Linked DNA regions of Mus musculus: region 2 is linked to region 1. Evidence: chromatin loops called from intact Hi-C (ENCODE). Cell type or tissue: left cerebral cortex. All regions are shown on one strand. Region 1 overlaps Pde4b (phosphodiesterase 4B, cAMP specific). Region 2 overlaps Pde4b (phosphodiesterase 4B, cAMP specific).

The links. Peaks named below come from ENCODE experiments on the same cell type or tissue, not always from the same donor. Only the 100,000 strongest peaks of a DNase experiment are listed, where the experiment ranks them.
Region 2: a loop joins it to region 1, with 2.6 times the contacts of the local background. A loop is called at or near these places in 6 of 42 quality-filtered maps.

What each region holds. Positions count from the first base shown.
Region 1 is chr4:102,588,290-102,590,789 of GRCm38, reverse strand. The region is part of intron 6 of Pde4b (phosphodiesterase 4B, cAMP specific); the gene reads right to left. Among named protein-coding and RNA genes, the nearest start is that of Gm52667, 20 kb to the right of the region's middle. In left cerebral cortex, no CTCF peak of the experiment used is centred here; DNase peaks (open chromatin) are centred at 946 and 1,903; H3K4me3 peaks cover 1,970 bases; H3K27ac peaks cover 2,500 bases.
Region 2 is chr4:102,494,464-102,496,963 of GRCm38, reverse strand. All of the region lies in intron 2 of Pde4b (phosphodiesterase 4B, cAMP specific), which reads right to left. Among named protein-coding and RNA genes, the nearest start is that of Gm52668, 20 kb to the left of the region's middle. In left cerebral cortex, no CTCF peak of the experiment used is centred here; DNase peaks (open chromatin) are centred at 454 and 1,278.

The DNA.
Region 1 (2,500 bases):
GAGCAAACGATTGCTGGATTGCTGTACTTCCAACTTCACTTTCTAGGAACCAAGAGACTGTATCATCAGCCAATTTCATTAGGTTAATGAGGGCTACAATAGAAATCACAATGTCCCCTCAATTTGAAAGCATCCCAATGTCACTGTAGGAAAAAAAATAGTTGTTAAAATCTCTTAAAATTGTTTTCTGGTTGATTTTTGAAGTGGCAAACTCAGGAAAAGAAATTTTAATAAAGGCCAAAATAATGTCACTTGAATTAGGAAAACTGGGGATAATCCTAAAAATATAGTTTGATGTGATAACGTATTCAGTGAAAACAGATTAAGTGAAAAGTTTAAGAAAAAATGAAAAGAAGAGCAGAAAGCATTTTTTTAAAACAGAGTTGAGAAGAACCAGAATTGAAACACATTACAGTACATTAAAATACAAGGCAAGAAAACATGTCTTATTTCATTTTAAGAAGCACCTGTGGGCTAACCGTACATACAAATTAAACCACTGCTCATGCCGTCCACTCCATGAAATACAGAGGGACATAAAACAATCACATTCTATCAGAGACACAGAACACAATCAGATTAACCCACCTTGATATAACCCCAAGAAACAGATAATAAATAGTTTGCCTCAGGCATTTTGGAAGCTCTTCTTGCCACAATCCACAGATCCCTTTGAAAGAATTCAGTTCTAAGAGAGCGGTCTCCAGGGGGATCAGGAAACCTCTGCAGTTCCAGTGGATAAAGAACCAAAACTTAGAAAAGACAAAGCCTTCCAGACGGGTGGTACTCCCTAATCCACAGCAAGCTGGTCTTCATTCACACCCCATCCTTGCAAGAAGCCTATGCGCTCGCTCCCTCCCTCCCTGCTTATTTCCAGGCAGAAGAGAGTAATGAAACCCGGAATTGTACGAAGGAGGAGCAAGAGCCTGTATTCAGCTGGCCGGTTTGAAGCACTTCTTCAGTTAGGAACAGTCCTGGTGCCCGGAGGGGTTTCCACCCTAGATTAGTCCAACTCTGCCAGGGAGCAGGGAATCTCTTTCCCCTCGGGAGCTGTCTGACTGGGAAACAGCCATCTTTTAAAAAGGAGAAGATTAAAATGGAGGAAGCCCCATGAATATTTAAGTAAACCTGAGGTCCTACCCTCCCCCGTTCCAGCTAGGTGTTCTTTAACCCTCTCTTCCTCTGCAGACAGCCCTCTGCAGATGCAGCCTGACACAGCAGCACTCAGCTCTTCTAATTGCTTCCAAGTGATGGTACATTTGATTAATTGACGCCGAGCTTTGCTTTTAATTTTTTTTTTTTAAATTGGAAAAGGTTAGAACTGTAACTGCTTTCTGACTTGGCTTCCAGGGTAGGAGAATTTCTTTCCTACCAGCTTTTGGTACATTATTTGCCCACCAACTGGGTGCCGATGCATTAGTCTCTTTTCCCCGTGGACTGAATGGGGATGGAATTAATTTATTTGGTTCAAAAAGTACTTCATATGCAGTGTGCAATTTTCTGCACTCAGTAAGTTCATTAATATGCTTATTACATCATATTCTGCAAATGGATTAAATTCATAACCTTTCCGTGTAGGGTCCGGAGTACGCTAGAAAATCTGAGATAGCATTTGCTGCATGAACAACGATTTATCTGGCGTTATGCTTATTTGATATTTTACGGCTGTTACGTCTTATAATTCATGCTAGAAATGTCTCAGAGTTAAATTATTTTAGTTTCATTTTAGCAACCCAGGACATGCTGAAAATGACATTCTTTTCCTGGCTCCCCTGCCAGCCTCTTCTTGTCAGCATTACAGTGCAGGCAGTGGGATGCCTTGCCCTAGCTGACTTCATTTCTCCCCACCTCCCCTACATCCTATTTCCTAGCCTTCCTCGGAGTTCCTGTATTGCATGTTGAAGGATCAGCAAAGCACCATGGCAACAGCCCGAACTTGTAATTGGCTCTCTTTCCTGTGAGGCAATTCCCTTTCCAAATGAGCATCCTGCCTCTGACAATAGCTTCACTTCAGGCATCTAAGACTCAGGTCAAACCATTGCTTCCCCAGAGAGATGCCTTTTGAGGTGAAGCGAGGCTGAACCTGAGTCTCTGCCTGTTGGCTCACTGTACCTCCCACTGTCCTCAGAGATACAACCACTGTCTTTCTGGGTATTCCTGCTTGTGTATGTGTGTATGTTTTCAAGTGTAGCCCGACACCTCTGGGTCAATCATTTCTGCTTTTAGACTACATGTTGAACCTCAGTGCAATTTTGAACTCCAGGTGAATTGCATAAATTCCAAGTTATGTGTTAAGATATAACCCTGTCACTATGGCCTCTCCAAGCCATGAAACTAGCTCTTACTGAAGACTGGGAAGTTGGGAAAGACAGCTTAATGAGTACTGATTGGTCTGCTAGTGTTTCGCAAAGTAACAAACTTTAAACTACAGTAAACATATCTTACATAAAAGCTTAGAGACTAATGATCTCGTATCTAATCCTCCACCCCACCCCCTGCA
Region 2 (2,500 bases), 94 kb after region 1:
TCTGCTCCCTTAATCTGCTAAAGACTGCCTTCAGCAAGCTCTCAGCTGAAGGTTTGGGAAACCGCATTAGCCACCATCACCAAATTAGGTTAATTTGCTGGCACCCCGTGAATCAGCAACATGGAAGCTGATGGCAGTGAACTCCCCTCCCTGTCTGGCCTACCTCCTCTGTCCTCTACCATCACAGCAAAGGTGGCCCTTCCTTCATGGTCATGCGAGGGTACCCTGCAATAATTAAACACCTTCCGGGTACCAGGCACCATGCAACGTTGGGTTTCAGAGCGGAAGAGCACGAGTGTCCATGTCTACCCTTCTCTGATATGGGCTTTAGCAAAGTGCCTTGTTAGTGTGGCGGTCTCCACCCTCGTCTTTAGTCAGGCATTCTCTGAAACGCTTCGAAGGCCCAGTTTGAACAGTGATAAGAACCAGAAAGGGAACTGGCAAGCAGTAAGCATTCTTTATGTGATTGGCTGTTGTGTGTTGGCAAGCAGTAAGCATTCTTTATGTGATTGGCCGCTGTGTGCACTGGTACATTTACTATTGGCCGTGCAGCTGTGAGGCAAGCACATCGCAGGTGCTATCAAGTCAGTAGCCGCTACCTAGCACTTAGCTGGGCCTCTTTGCTCCCCAAGATCTGTGCTTTTGACACAATACTTGTGATTTTATGATGGCATATGATGACCCAGTTGGCAAAGCAAATTATGCAGAAGCCACAATCTTGCAAATAAAAACGTAATGAAGGAGATCGAAAAATGCACACAAACACAGAAAGAAATACACACAGTGGGTACTGAGTGGGAGCATGAATGAAATACTGAATACCAAAAGAGAGATTAACTCTAGATTAGTGGAAGTAAGAAGGGCTTGGCTGAGTCAGTAGTGTCTGAGATGGGCTTTTAGAGGCAGGGGTGTACTCGGTAAGAAGGCAGAGAGGATAGATGCTACTAATGAGAGAAATGGTTACGGCAGAGAGTTTCACATGGAAAAACAGTGAATAAAATCATTGGCGGCTATAGGAAAACATTTACTGTAGGCATGTGTAGAGAATAAGGTTGAAAGCCTATGATGTTGTGATTAACTTCACAGGACCAGGTAAGCCAGGGAGGGAGTTCAGTGAAGGGTGGGGGGGGGGGGGTGGTGGTGGTGAGATAGACAAGCCAAGAATGTGTTTTTTAAAAAATAAAATAAAAAACGTCGTGGTTGCTGAGGGGCAGGACTTCAGGGAGAGCCCTGGGAGCACCGCTGAGAGGGTTACTGGCAATGAGAAAGAGGAGATGCGGCCAAGAAGGGAACAGGAAATGATGCATTGAAGAGACGCCAGGGATCTTGTTAGAATTCAGCATTTGCTTGCATAAGGAAATAGTATTTTCAAAAAAAAAAAAAAAAAAGAGCATCTGAGAAAATAGTCATGAGAAAAACAAAAAAAAAAAGTGCAGAGGACTTGGGAATTTTCATGGGACCCATGGAGCTTTAGGGTACATGCTGAGTTTAAGGTGATCAGGGTCACCCAGGTGGCACTACGGACTAGGATGGTGGTGTTAACAAGGGATTGATACTACAGAGTTAGGCTTCGCCAAGGCGGGAGGGAGAGCTATGGTGGGGGGATGACTTTGTTCATGGCAGTATCTGTAGTTAAGGAGGCCAGAGGAGAGGCTCAGGGGTTTCAGAAAGGGACTAAAAGCAGAGAGAATAAAAATGGAGTCAGAAATGATTGTTAGAAATGGCATGTGGTAACTTGCACCCCAACTGCCTGCATTTTCATATGGCAAACGTCCAGATGGGTGAAAGATCTTCCTGTCCAGATTTTCGAGATAAAGCTGACATAGTTCATAATATGCAAGGGTGAGTTGGAGCCCAGGGAAATTGATTCAGAGTTATGCAGATCTTCAGTGACCCTGGATATCTGGTGTTTAATTACGGAATGGAAGTCAAGTCATTTAGGGAGACAGACAGTGCAACACACACTGAGCTGGGTGTCAAATCATCCAATAAGACACAGGCATATCAACTCACATGGAGCTGATGTGGGGCAAGTGATCTGGAGAGGGAGTATGACTATAGAAATTCACAATTAAAGAGGGTGCACAGCACAGCACAGCACAGCACAGCACAGCGCAGCTCAGCACAGCACACTACAGCACAGCACAGCACAGCACAGCGCAGCACAGCACAGCACAGCACAGCGCAGCACAGCCCAGCGTAGCCCAGCGCAGCCCAGCGCAGCCCAGCGCAGCCCACCGCAGCCCAGCACAGCCCAGCCCAGCACAGCACAGCACAGCACAGCACAGCACAGCACAGCACAGCACAGCACAGCACAGCACAGCACAGCACAGCTCAGTACAACACAGCACAGCTCAGTACAACACAGCACAACACAGCATAACATAGCATAGCCCAGCCCAGCCCAGCCCAGCCCAGCCCAGCCCAGCCCAGCCCAGCCCAGCCCAGCGCAGCGCAGCCCAGCGCAGCCCAGCGCAGCCCAGCGCAGCCCAGCACAGCA